Regions from separate parts of the Homo sapiens genome. Here region 1 is linked to region 2. A link is a contact called in ENCODE Hi-C or POLR2A ChIA-PET data. All regions are on one chromosome and are shown on one strand. The core of a region is the stretch at or near the end of the contact, and the rest is flanking DNA. Distances in the headings are between cores, read along the strand shown. Region 1 overlaps CCDC69 (coiled-coil domain containing 69). Region 2 holds the start of PPARGC1B (PPARG coactivator 1 beta).

Region 1 (7,257 bases), core at 1,308-3,807, 1.5 Mb after region 2:
CCAGAAGTTTCAGTTCAGTATGAAGAAAAATTTCAGAACCATCACAAACTGGTAGGCTGCCTCATTGGAGGGTGGGGAATCGTGGTGGAAGTGAGCGCTCCATCATTAGTAGCATGCAAGAAGAGGTTGGAGAGTCAAACTTCATGCTGTAGATTGGACTGGTGATCTTTTAGAACCCTGAACTCTAACAGTCTATAATTCTAAAAAGCATCACTGATGTTCGGCAAGTGAAAGCCTCTGGTAAGCATAAAGAAATTATCTACTACATGGCATGTAAAGACCACCAGCATTAATGGAACCTCAGGGAGCTCTGTTGAATGCTATTCAGGGAGCAGCATTTTGGGGTGAATGGCTGTAGTCACATACTCAAGCCTTTGGGATAGACCCCTAAACTTCCCTCAAATTATTTTTTATTTTTTATTTTTTGAGACGGAGTCTTGCTCAGTTGCCCAGGCTAGAGTGCAGTGGCGTGATCTCGGCTCACTGCAAGCTCTGCCTCCTGGGTTCACGCCATTCTCCTGTCTCAGCCTCCTGAGTAGCTGGGACTACAGGTGCCCACCACCATGTCCGGCTATTTTTTTTTTTTTGTATTTTTTGTGAAGATGGGGTTTCACCATGTTAGCCAGGATGGTCTCAATCTCCTGACCTAGTGATCCACCCGCCTCGGCCTCCCAAAGTGCTGGGATTATAGGCGTGAGCCACCATGCCCGGCCAACTACCCTCAAATTCTGAGCCTCACCAGGCAAGAGTGAATTAGGCAGAAGCAACTTGGATAGAAGCCGCCCAGCTATTCCCTACCTTGGGAATCCTAGTAGGATGGAAGGTAAGAGTAGCCCTGAGGGAGGTTCAGCCTGTCCTGCAGAGACTTGAGCTAGCCCTCTTTGGGAGCCATCACTCCATTCTGTTTGTCAGCCTTCAAGGCTTGTGTATTTCTGATTAAGTGCTTTGTGTCCTCATTGTTCCTGCTTAACTTAGAGAATTTAGTAATTAAAGAAGACTCCTTAAGAGTTCACCCAGCTCCTCCGTGTCCCATACATCACAGGCCTGGCTTCCTCTGAGCATGTAGTTCTATCACACCTATCCTGGCTGAGGAAGGCTTACGGGAACCCAGAGCAGGGTTGGAAGGGCCCCAGGAGGCAGCTGACTCCAATCCCCACCTCCTTTTTCCAGATAGAAAAGCTGAGGCCCAGAGGTGGGTGGGCAGATAACTTGTCAGAAGCTGCAAAGCAGGGAAGCAGAGCCCTGGGGAGAATCCAGACTCACAGCTGAGGCTAGAGTCCTTTCCGTCCCCCTGATGCCAGGGTCAGCTTTATCTGAGTAGCTGAGCCTGTAGGGGAGAGGTGATTCTAAGTCTCAAGGGGCTCAGGTCACACCCTCCTCAATATCAGAGCTGCCTTTCCGGTGTCTGGCCCAGCACCACTAGTGCTGGGATCTAAGTAACCACAGTCAGAGCCTATTGGCCGAGGGTAGAGGCAGGAAGGAGGCGGGGAGTGTGGCCCAAGGGGCCCCACTCCAGGGCCTTCGGGGAGGAAGGGCGGGGCCTAAATGATCAGGGCTGTTGAGAAATGTTAGTGTTCACACCCGAATTACAGAAGCTCAGACAGAACACCATAAATACAGGCCTTAGCCTCCCCATCTCTAAGATGGGCAGAGATATTCTGCCAAAGTAATGCCTGAATTTGATGTCATTGAAACTCAAACACTGCCAGGGACATTAAAGATTTAATTCATCCCCTTCATATCATATAGTGTGTGGTCAACATTTCCTCACTGGCTGGAGGACAGTCCAATGTGATTGTACAACCAACTTAAAGTTAGAAGTGCCAGGCTGCACCACTCCGCTGCACCGGGGACACGGCCTATGCTCTGAACACCTGCAGGACCCCCAGAGCACACAAGTCAGGGGCGGATGTGGTCTCCACTGCTCCTATCTGACCAACTGATGAGGTGTCTCAGGGGAGCAAAGGACCACTTCCTTCTTAAATACCCCTGCACCTGGTGAGCCAGACCACAGCAGACAAGCATCAGAAGGGCCTTGAGTGCAAGGCCTCACTTCACAGACGATGACACTGAGGCCTAGAGAAAGCCTTTCTAATACACCTTATTTATTTTCTTCCTCCCTAGGGCTCCCGTTTTCTTGTCCCATATCAGCTTCCCAGGGTGTCTGCTAGTTCTGGTTGCCTCAGAGGGCCTGGAGCTGGCAAAAGCACTAGACATTATTTCTAGCATTTGGGTCAGCCTGGCAGGCAGGACCCTGAAGGAGCTGGACAGAAAATGGTGTCAGTAGCTGGATGGGGGTGGGGAAAGAGACAGGCTGAGGGCCCAGATACCTGTCTCCCAGTCCAATGGCAAACTGGAAGGCCAGAGCCAAGGTCCTAGCTTGCCATCTGAGGCTGAGCGCCTGGATACCTGTCTCACAGTCCAATGGCAAATTGAGAGTCCAGAGCCAAGGTCCTAGCTTGCCATCTGCTTGCTGTGTGACCTTGAGTGGACACTCTTCCTTTTCTGTGCTTCTGTACCCTCCTCTGCATGGCATGGAATTGTGCAATGGGATACGTAAGAGCCCTTCTGGTTTTGACATGCTGTGGATGGGGAAGAAGGGGCAGAGTGAGGTCATCTTGCTATCTCATCTTCTGTCGATCCTGTCCGGCTTGTTTGCTCTGGGCAGGGCAGAGGCAGTTTGACACACTCAGCTGTTAGCTCTGGTCATGGAGGGGGCTTCTCTGGAGAGCAGGAAAGGAGGGTCCCTTGCTCAGGAGGCCTGGGTGAGAACCTGGAGCCCTCCACACCATCCCCTGTTCTTCAGCAGACAGTGTAAGGGTGGTTGTAAAAGAGAGGGCGGGATTGCCTGAAAGCAGAGAATGACAGAGCTCAGCCATCTCCCAAGTTGCACGCAGCATGCTCCTAATTCTACAGTAGCACTGTGAACAGAAATAAGTACCCATTAGTGAGGACAAGGAGGATGCACAGGATGCTCAGGGCAGGACCATTTGCAGTAGGGAAATGCTGTAAACTGAGGACTGGCTGGATATACTCAGGGACATAATACTATGTCATTTCATTCATATGTTTAAGAGAGTGAAGTAGACCTTTATGTACAAAGATGGAAAGGCATTTGGTAAAATACCAATATCCAAACTAAACTATTTCTTTTCTGTCACCCAGGCTGGAGTGCAGTGGTGTATTCTTGGCTCACTGCAACGTCCACCTCCCAGGTTCAAGCAATTCTCCTGCCTCAGCCTCCCCAGTAACTGGGACTACAGGCATGTGCCACCATGCCCAGCTAATTTTTGTATTTTTAGTAGAGACAGGGTTTTACCATGTTGACCAAGCTGATCTTGAACTCCTGACCTCAGGTGATCTGCCCGCCTTAGCCTCCCAAAGTGCTGGGATTACAGGCGTGAGCCACCATGCCCGGCCAACTATTACTAATGATAAAAAAATGCATAGGAAAAAGTACCTAGAAAAGCACAAACTGATAACAGTTGTCATCTCCAGAGAATGGACTAAAATTACTGTGGTCAAGGAAGGGTAGCTTCCATTTTACATTTTACCTAAATTATTAGGATTTTTTTTTTTTTTTTTTTTTTTTGAGACTGAGTCTTGCTCTGTCACCTAGAGCGAGTGGTGTGCAGTGGTGCGATCTCGGCTCGCTGCAGCCTCTGCCTCCCAGGTTCCAGCGATTCTCCTGCCTCAGCCTCCTGGGTAGCTGAGATTACAGGCACGTGCCACACGCCCGGCTAATTTTTGTATTTTTAGTAGAGACGGGGTTTCACCATGTTGGTCAGGCTGGTCTCAAACTCCTGACCTCAGGTGATCCGCCCGCCTCAGTCTCCCAAAGTGCAGGGATTACAGGCGTGAGCCACCACGCCTGGCCAATTCTTAGGATTTTTAAAGCAACAACGCATTCAAGAATTACTTATATACAAAGAAATTAACAACAACAAGAAAAAGGTACCTCTCTTGGAACCTGAAAGCCTCCCCCAGAGTCAAGGTACAGACAGAGAAATCAAGGCTGGGGAAGAGAATAGTTAGCAAAAGAGGCAGAAGTGGACCCATTGTTAGAATGATGAATACCAGAGGTTGGGAAGGACGTGTGTGTGGGGTGCGGGGAATGAAGAAAGGCTGGTCAAACGATACAAACATACAGCCAGATGGAAGGACTACATTCTAATGTTCCATAGCAACCATGAACTGTATACTTTAAAATAGCTAGAAGAGAGGACTTGAAACGTTCCCAACACATAGAAATGATAAATACTCGAGGTGATGAAACTCCAAATACCCTGACTTGATCATTACACAGTCTATGCACCTAACAAAATATCATATGTACCTGAGAAGTATGTAAAATATTATATATCAATAAAAAATATAAAGAAGTAGGCCCCATTCTTGACTCCCAGTCCAGTGCTCTTTCCTCTACAGATGCAGCTGCTGGTGTCCAAAAGCAATGGGCCCTGTCCAGGCACCTCCTTGTTTACAGTGCTGCCTCTTCTGCTGCCAAGATGGGTTCCAAAGGGAGGCACTGGGTTCTTGCTGTCATTTTTGATTGCTGGCAACTTGGGGCTGGGGGTGAGAGGGTGGGTAAGGAGCAATTAACCTTGCGATATGAAAGTTTCCTAAAGCTGCTGTAACAAATTACCACGCACTTGGTGGCTGAAAACAACAGAAATGTATTCTCTCACAGTTCTGGAAGTTAGAAGTGTAAATTCAAGGTATCAGCCGAGCTGGCTCTTCTGGAGGCTCTGAGGGAGGATCTGTTACCTCCCTCTCTCCCAGATCCTGGTGGGTGCTGGCAATCCTTCGTTCTCTGGCTTGGGAGATGTGTCACTTCATTCCCTGCTCTTCTCCCTGTGTGTCTGTGTCCAAATTTCCCTCTTCTTGTTGGGACACCAGTCACTGGATTAGGGCCCATCCAATGTGACCTCATTTTAACTCAATGGCCCCTGCAAAGACCCTATTTCAAATAATGTCGCATTTACAGGTTCTGGGTGAATGTAAATGTAGGAGGGGACATTACTGAATCCAGTAAAGGTAACAGCTTTTCTGATGTCCAGGCCATTTCCTTAAGGAAGGCACAGGGGCAGGGTCACATGGGGCAGTAGAAAATGGCGAGGAAAGCCACAAAGGTCATTGTACACTCAGTGAAAAAAAACTCCATTGCAGAGAGGAGGAAATCTGGAAGTAGGTCAGACTGCATATCACTTGTCTTGGGGGGATGCATGGATGTGGATGGCTGTTTTAGGTATAGTACAGTGTTTGGCCTAGATGTTCTGGAAGGTTCAGATTTGAAAATAAGGTGACACAAGATAAACTATTTTTAGGGATTAAGATTCACCTTGCAAGACAAATAGGATGGCTTGTCTTCAGGTAATGGATGGGTTTAGATCTGCTAAAGATGGATGGATCTTCTCTTGCTCCTTTTCTCTGCCAAGGTGGGACAGCAGGAGCTCCCTCCCCACTGCCAGTCCTGCTGCAGTGGGGGCTCCCAGTCTGGCCCTCTCCCCTGGTCACTGGGGACGGCTCACAGTGCTGAGGGAGGATGATGCAGAGGACCGAGTGCCAGCCGTGTGGACGGAAGCCCAAGTACACCCTGAGGTGTCAGAGCCAGAACTAGGGTCATCTGAGAGGCTCTTCCTTTCGTTGGGAGGGTACTTACACTCTTCGAGTTTATTTTTTGAATATGAACATTCATGAATTTCATACTGAGACCCCTTAGAGCTCCTTTTCCAGGCAGGTCTCAGACTTCTGTTCACTGGCTGATCTATGCACCCTGAGATGTCAGGGGGCAGCCCCTCCTAACCAGAGTTTCACTGTCTTGATTTATATAGCAGCCTGTTTCTGTGCAATTAATTTAAAATTTCATCTTTTCTTCCCTTTTTATGACAAAAAAGAAACACAGTGCTGACATGAAGCACAGGTCCCAAGCCTAACAGCCAACTGAAGCAAAAATGGGAGCCCTTAGGTATCTGGGAACTCGTCAGGCTCTCAGGGGACCTACATCAGCCACCCATGAATTCAATAGAGGAAAAGAATTAAAAACATGTACATGTGCAGAAAATATATCACCAAAGGTTGTATCTCAAAGGCAGAGAGTATTGGGAATTATTCTAGTGTGTTTTAGGTTGCCAAACGCAAAAATCTGGTATTTAATCTCACAGGTCTTCCAGAGTGCCTTGTGCATGGAAGCCTGTACTGGCTTTAGCTAGGAAGATTGGTGGGCATTAGTTTCTAGGTTGGGCAAAATCATCAGCTCGGAGGCCATGTACATGCCAACATCTCCATGATGGTTGGGGCAGGGGGCTGAGTGCTGCAGAGGCAGCTTTCCTTCACGCTCCTCAACTGTCCTGCCCTTACCAACCGAGCTAGAAGATCAGATTTGCCCACTCCTCCTGACCAGGTGTCAAGGGCTGCTCCCATATTCCTTCTGCCTAGCATGCCCTCCTGAGTAACTCGCCTGCCCCATAAGTGCCTAACCCCCGCCCCCCTTCTAAACCCAGCCAAGATGCTGTCTCTCTAAGGGGCCTTCCTTGACCCCCCCGAGTCCAAAGCCACACTGGCCCCAGGTAGGAGGAAAACACAAGGGATGTTCATCAATTACCAGGGTAGGAGTGCAGACTGCAAAGAACCACGCGTCCAAACCGGTTAAATAAGCCACGGAACAGCCACAGGACATTAGGTAGCCATTAAAAAGTCCGTGTTTCCATGGACTACTTAACATGGGAAAATGCCCCCGGAAGAATATTAAGTAACTGGAATATAACCATATAAAACATACTCTTAGCTTTATACAGATAGTCATACTCACATCTATAATATACATAGGAAAAAATGGTACAAAGAATGACACTGAAATGTACACAGTGGCTATCTCTTAATTGTGAGATTAAAAGATTTTTTAATTTCTTATACTTTCCCACATTTTGAAATTTTGACTCAAAATAATAATCAGAACAATTCCATTTTTTAATGGAATCGTAAATATTTGCTAGTCGTAGGTTTGCATCCCCTCTAATATTCTTGCCAAAATGCCACCTGACCCCTGCTTGAACCCTCCAGTGATAGGAACTCACTACCCTTTGAGGCCTTTTTTTGGCCACTTATTCCTCATGAGTAGAAATCTGCTCGATTTAGCCTCCCCTACTGGCCACTGTGCTGCCTTCTGGAACAACAGAGAAAAAAACTGCTTTCCATGCCCCTTGACAAGACTTCAGAGATTTGAAGGAAGAGGCCAGACACTAGCCTGCATCCTCC
Region 2 (6,528 bases), core at 1,175-3,674:
CCAAGGGCACATAGCTAGTTTGCACCAGGATTCAAATCTGAATATACTGGAGTCCAAAGTACGCCAGCAGCCTGTAAGTGCTGGAAAAAAGGCAAGTAACATTGGCTAGTGCCTTTAAGGGATATATATTTCTTATTCCCATTTTAACAGAAGGGAAACAGAACAGAGCGCTTAGCGTATTCTCCATGAGGTCAGGCACTGTGCCAAGCACTGTACATATATTATCTCCTCAATCATCAAAACATCCCTATGAAGTTGGTGGTTTTTTGGTCCCCATTTGTGTAGATGAGGAAACCGAGGCCCGAGACTAAATGACTTGCTGTGGTTCCAAATCAGGCAGTGTGACTCCAGGGCCCACGCTCTTCACCCCCTGAATTGCTGGATACTGGAACAAGATGTTCCAGTATCCAGATGCAGGGTCTGAAACAGAACCCAGGACTCCTAACTCCTAGTCTAGGGCTCTGAGGCTAGATGCAGGCTCTCTGTTGGAATGCATTGTTCCTTAAAAGCACACTGGCCTTAAGCCCAAAGAGTGAAATCACGGCCTGCGGTTCTGGGAACCTCAGACTGGAGAAGGAAGCTTTTGCCCTGGTGTTCAAGTCTCAGCAGGTGTGCTGGGGACTCTCCCTCTATTTCCTTCTCCCGCTGGAAGGGAGCCCTTGTTAGGTGGGCAGGGTGGGGCAGCCCTTATGAGTGTAGGGTGGGAGGAGGGCAGGAGGCAGGCGTGCCCAATAAAACAGACCTAAAGCTTCCCGCCTTCTTGCCTTCATCCAGGCAGTGCCCTCATCTCCTGTTTGGTAAACAACAGGGCATGATGATGAGAGTTCAAGGTTGGAGTCAGGAGGTCTGAGTTCTGGTTCTGGCTCAGGCAGTCACTCCATGTACACATTGACAGTCAGTTTCCTTATCTGTATAATGTGTGGTGGTGGTGGTGGCAGAGAATCAAAATTCTCCAGCTTTTTCAGTTAACACATCATCTATTAAGTGCCTACTATGTGCCAGAAACGGCAGATACAGCAAGTGCAAAAGCAGATTTAGGCCCTGCTTTCATGGTGTTAGAGTCTTGTAAGGAGAGATACAAAGATTAAGTCTTCATTGCAACAAATGTAAAACGGCAACTGTGACCAGCTTTTAGAGAAAAAAGGCCTGCTGGTGGAGCTAAGGGAGCCCATGATGGTGGAGGTGGAAGGAGAGGAAATGGCTTGACAGTCCAAGGGGTAATAGGGAAAGATGCCCCGAAGAGATTACTAGGTGAGTGGCAAGCCCGTTGTGAGCGGGCCTGCGGAGGCTGGCAGGAGCCCAGCCCCTTCATGCATTGTGGGCATTGGTAAGAGAACTCATTGGAGTTTTTTGGGGGAAGGGTGCTGGGGACGATGGCAGAGAGAGATATATGATCAGGTTTAGCACAGAATATAGGCAAACGCACCCTTCAAGTAAAAGATAAAAATGCCTCCTCCTCCAAGGAGACTTCCTTGATTTCTTTGCTTTTGATCTATGGTATTTCTCCCTCCTTCTCTGGCCTTGTAGCCTGGGTAGAGAAACAGTCCTCCAGGGGAGTAAGACCTAAGCTTTCCCTTCCTGCAACTGATGTGCGCTGTAGCTTTGAACGAGGTCCTAGGTATATACATACATACATACATACATACATACATACATACATATATATATACATACATATATATACACATACATATATATACATACATATATATACACATACATACATACATATATACACATACATACATACATACATATATATACACATACATACATATATATATATATATATATATATTTTTTTTTTTTTTTTTTTTTCAGGAGGGATATGAAGAGTGACTTACAGGCGCCCGCCACCATGCCTGGCTAATTTTTTTTGTATTTTCAGTAGAGACGGGGTTTCACCATGTTGGCCAGGCTGGTCTCAAACTCCTGACCTCAGGTGATCCACCCGCCTCGGCCTCCCAAAGTGCTGGGATTACAGGCGTGAGCCACTGCGCCCGGCCTTCGAACGAGGTCCTATTCCTTCTCGAGCCTCAGTTTCCCCAGCTGTGCAGAAGAAGCAGGTTGTCTCGCAGGACCCGCCCAGCGCTAACGCAACGTGATTCGCTCTGGCAGGAGCCGGGGGCTGCCCGCATTGCTGCGCAGGCATCGGGCTGCTGGCTGGGGCACCGCCACCTGGCTGCCTGCGCTTTACCCCTTGCTGAGGGCTGCGTGAGCTGGTCGCGGCGCCAGACACGGCGCAGGAAAGTGGGTGAGCGACCCCCGGCTCCCGCGGGCGCCGCGCGGCCCCGCCCCCGCAGCTAGCGGCCCTGCGGCAGCCGGGGGCTCGAGCTCCGCCCTCCGCCTCCCGCCGGCCTCACTCCCTCCTCCCTCCTCCCTTGCTCGCTCGCTGGCTCCCTCCCCCCGGGCCGGCTCGGCGTTGACTCCGCCGCACGCTGCAGCCGCGGCTGGAAGATGGCGGGGAACGACTGCGGCGCGCTGCTGGACGAAGAGCTCTCCTCCTTCTTCCTCAACTATCTCGCTGACACGCAGGTACGGCCGGCTGGGGCTGCGGGCCCGGGGCCAGGGGTGCTGAGCTGCGGGGGCCGCAGCTGCAGCCGCGGAGGCCGGGAGGCAGCGGTGGGAGCCCTGGGGTAACTGGGGGTTCCAGGCTGCAGAGCCCCCCTTCCAGGCGCCCTGCGATGCGCTCCGTTACCGGGGCAGGGAGCCGGAGGTCTCCCGGCGCGTGCCGGAGCGCTGGGGGCGCTACGGCCGCTGGGGAGGGTCTAGCCTTGGCCGCTTGGAGTCTGCCACCCCGCGGGCAAAACTGGGGGGTACCGCGCTTCCTTTGGGAGGTGGAGGCGCGCCACGGTGTGGGGTACCCTCAGGCTGGCGCTGGGTGCTGGAGGCGCGCCGTCAGCGCCCGGCACTTGCTGCCGTACTTTCACGTGGACTTGTGGCCCCGGCACGGGTGCATGCCCGGGTCTCCGGAGTCCCCTAGTCCTCCAGGCTGTAGTCCCCAGAGTGCTGTTGCTGGCCCCCCGCGGCTTTCTACCCGCGCCCGCAGCGCGGAGTTTCCTGCCAGTTGCCGGCTAAAGGCATAAGGGTCTGCGGGGCACGTGGACATGCGGGCGGAGACAGCGTCTTCCTGGTTTCGCTATCGGGCGGAGCCCCCTGGGGGGAAAAGCCAGGCTGGATGGGGGCGGAAGGACTGTCTGGGGGCGCCTGGGTCCCCCTGCGGTGCGCGGCCCCGGTGCGCGCTCCACGATGCAGGGGGAAGGGAAGGCGAGGCGGAGTCCCAGGCACTGGCTGAGCCCGGGAGCCCCACTGGCGACACGCGCGTGACAGGAGAGGGTGCTCTGGTGTGCCGGGGCGCGGGGGAGCGAGGAAGCTGGTGGCTTGGAGACTGGGAGAGGGGTGCTGCTGGGACAAGCAGCCACCAAAAATGTCAGCACGAGGCGTGCGCGGCCCCCACCCCTTCCCCCATTTTCCCCACCCAATGCCTGTTGCAAGCATAAAGTTTGGCTCCAGAGTTAGGGCTTTTTCTCTGGGCGCCCGGCTGCGGGTCATTGGGAAGCTGAGGATGCGGCGGAACCTCGGAGGAGCCCCGGGTGCTGGCACACGCCTGGGCACGGAGAGGGGCGGCCGGGCGGAACCGGGCGCGGCTCGCGGGGGCTGGTTTGGTACCTGGAGTGGGAGCGCCGGTGCCGGCCCGTTTTGCATAACAGTGGAAGGGAGGGGGAAGGCGGAGATTGGGGGAGGGAGGTGGGAGGAGAGAGAGGGAAACTTTGCTTCTTGTTATAATCTGCCTGTCTTTGGGCGGCAGCAGCTGTCATGGGACCGGGTGGGCGGGGAGAGGCTTGCAAGCTGACTCCTTGCGGTGAAACGCGACTTGGAAGGGACGCCGCAGCCGAGACGTTCAGCTCCGGGCAGCGACTTCGGGCTGGCGGCTGGGACGGCGTGGCGTGGCAGGGTGTCGCCGAGAGGAAGCCCGCCACGCGGGAGGCAGGCCGCCCCTGGCCCGCTGCAGACGCCGCTGCGTAGGGGAGCCGCGGGGCCGCGTGGTCGGTGGCGGGCGCGCTCGGGTGGGTTCGCGGCAGAGGCCGGAGGGGCTAGTGGCGTGTGATTGCGCTTCTCGAGATCGAGGGGAATGTGTGATGAGCGGGTTGCGCGCGCGGGTGTGTGTGTGTGTGTGTGTGTGTGTGTGTGTGCACACGCCGCGCGCGCCGGGCGCGTACCTTTACCTCTGACGAAACTGCGGTGGAGCTCCCGCCGTCGTCGCCGGGCTCCGTCACACGCCCCGCGCCGGTGTCTGCGCCGAAGGCAGGTCCCAGCCTCAGTACCCCCAGAGCCGACAGCTTGGGGCTAGCGGGCACTGAGTGCGGGAGGAGGGGCAGAGTCACTCCTGGGAAGATTCTGTCCCCAGATCTCGAAATTGCCCTGGGGCGTCTCCGAATCTCTTGGCTGAAAAGCGGATGAGAGAGGCCTGAAATAGCCGGAGACTCGTTCAGGGACCCATGTCAAGAACTGTCCGCTTTGGACTGTACCCCGGATTTTAACTCGATCTTCAGTGTTTGGCTCAGCAATAATTAATTATTTTGCCCTTTAGCCGCCCAGCGAGCCTAGCTAGCAGAAATATTTCAACTAAGGAAACTAGAAAATTGAATACTCAGGTGTTTGCAGGAGCAGTGCAGTGAAAGTTAATCTGGGACATTTGCTTTTTTTATTTAACCACATGACAGGCCGAGGATCTTCTGGTGATCTTTGCCGGCCCAACTTGGGAAATGTAATTGATAGGATGAGCTTTGAGCCGCCCCTAGAAGGCTCGGAGAGCCCAGCCGGAAGAGGACCTGGGCGGGCCCAGTGTGCTCCTCCTTATTTTACAGCTGGAGAAAGAGGCTGCGAGGAGTGAGCGGCTTGTATGGGACCATGCAGCCAGAGGGTGACAGAGCCACCCAGGGCTCCTGACTCCAGGTCCTGTGTGTTACCTAGAAATAGCACTGGACTTGGAGTCAGAAGGCCTGAGTGGAGTCACCTTCCCCACTCTCTGGCTGGGTGACCCCGGAGCAAGCCATTTGAACTCTCCGAGCCTCATTTCCTCCATCTGTCAAATGGGGCTGGTGGTGCCGCAAGAGAATCCAATGGCCTGGTGGTGGGGGTGAGCAGTGTTTGCATGTGAGATGTTCTGGTTGTTCCTGCAACCCCCTCTCCTCCCCCAAACTTTCCCTGACCCTCCCCTCCTTCATCTCCCTTTGGGAGCTTTGGGGAAAGTGGATTAAATGGTAATTCATTGTCTTTGTCCCAAAAGATTGTTGTTGTCTTTGGTGGCTAATCCAGGGTTAGATTAGAGGGAGGACTTCTGTTTAGGAGACTTAACTTTTACCCATTGGGGCCAAAGTACGGAAATTTAGCAGAACAAGGATTGCGAAAGTTTCTTGGAAAGCTTTGAGGCATGGATCCCAAAGGACTGTGGGTGGCTTCACCTTTGTTCAGGCTATGCCCCTGGCCCAGAGTACCCTCACTCACCCGTCCTGCATGGCCTTCTCCTCTACTAGGCTCTCCCAGCCCAGCTTGCCCTGCTTTCTCTCCTTTGGTTTTCTGCATCTGTGTGATACAACCAAGCACTTTGTGTGAGTCTGGTGTCCAGTAAGATTCTAGCACTAGGGTTGTACCTTTTATCATTGTGCCTGCAAGGCACCTGTCAGTATGCTGAGCTGTGTTCCTTTGCTTAGCTCTTGGCTAGGCACATGGATTACAGACAGGGGTGCAGCTGGGTCCTGCCAAGCAGAAGCTCCCAGGCTAGCAGGGGAGACAGCTGGGCAGCGAGTGTGGGAGAGAGGAATGCAGAGGGCTGCAGCTGTGGGCAAAATTTTAGACCCCAAAGGCCACACAGCAAGTCCACACTAAATATGGGCTATTTGAAGTTGCTTAGGGCATCAGTCATAGATGCACAAAATGTCAGAGTTGGCAGCGGGAATGTTAGAAATCATCAGTTCTAACAACTTATTTAAAAATATTTAATTATAGAATTGTTAGAAAATACTGCCAAGCATAAAGAAAAAAATGAGAAATATGTAACATGACCCAAAGATAACCACTTAATTGTCATGTATATTCCAGACTGTTTATTTCCTGTTCATATAGATCACATCTTATTTTTAAAAAATGGAGTCGCCGGGCACGGTGGCTCACCCCTGTAATCCTAGCACTTTGGGAGGCCGAGGCGGGTGAATCACCTGAGGTCAGGAGTTCCGGACCAGCCTGGCCAACATGGTGAAATCCTGTCTCTACTAAAAATACAAAAATTAGCTGGGCGTGGTGACACACACCTGTAATCCCAGCTACTTGGGAGGCTGAGGCAGGAGAATCGCTTGAACCCGGGAGGCGGAGGTTGCAGTGAGCCGAGATCGCGCCACTTCACTCTAGCCTGGACAAAAGAGCGAAACTCATTCTCAAAAAAAAAAAAAAAAAAAAAAAAGGAGTTATCCTGAATATACTGATTTGTAACTTGGAATTGCACTGTTCTGTAACTTGTTTTTTTTTTTC

The links. Hi-C counts contacts between places; a loop is a spot of excess contacts on that map. ChIA-PET counts read pairs that join two places held with the same protein, here RNA polymerase II (POLR2A). Pooled maps may share reads with other maps.
Region 1: a map with no recorded cell type shows a loop between it and region 2 (5-fold over the local background). The contact joins the enhancer-like site here to the promoter of PPARGC1B in region 2. A Hi-C loop is called at or near these places in 2 of 37 single-sample maps with no recorded cell type and 6 of 50 pooled maps. POLR2A ChIA-PET finds 5 or more read pairs at or near these places in 1 of 52 experiments (activated T-cell).

What each region holds. Positions count from the first base shown.
Region 1 is chr5:151,212,839-151,220,095 of GRCh38, forward strand. All of the region lies in intron 1 of CCDC69 (coiled-coil domain containing 69), which reads right to left. It overlaps LOC105378230 (a long non-coding RNA gene), which reads left to right. Exons shown (of 4, transcript NR_160730.1): 2 at 1-51. Among named protein-coding and RNA genes, the nearest start is that of CCDC69, 7.6 kb to the right of the region's middle. RefSeq lists enhancers at 1-19, 730-779, 790-869, 1,650-1,699, 2,050-2,109. Within about 2 kb of position 2,558, at least 11 of the 41 ENCODE cell types and tissues checked have a DNase peak (open chromatin) inside an H3K27ac peak, as active enhancers do.
Region 2 is chr5:149,727,886-149,734,413 of GRCh38, forward strand. PPARGC1B (PPARG coactivator 1 beta) reads left to right here and starts at 2,425. Exons shown (of 12, transcript NM_133263.4): 1 at 2,425-2,535. The coding sequence starts at 2,458. It overlaps MIR378A (microRNA 378a), which reads left to right and starts at 4,940; the gene lies at 4,940-5,005. RefSeq lists enhancers at 2,024-2,674, 2,913-3,032, 3,043-3,092 and silencers at 2,083-2,762, 3,563-3,662, 3,673-3,722, 3,743-3,832, 3,863-4,092.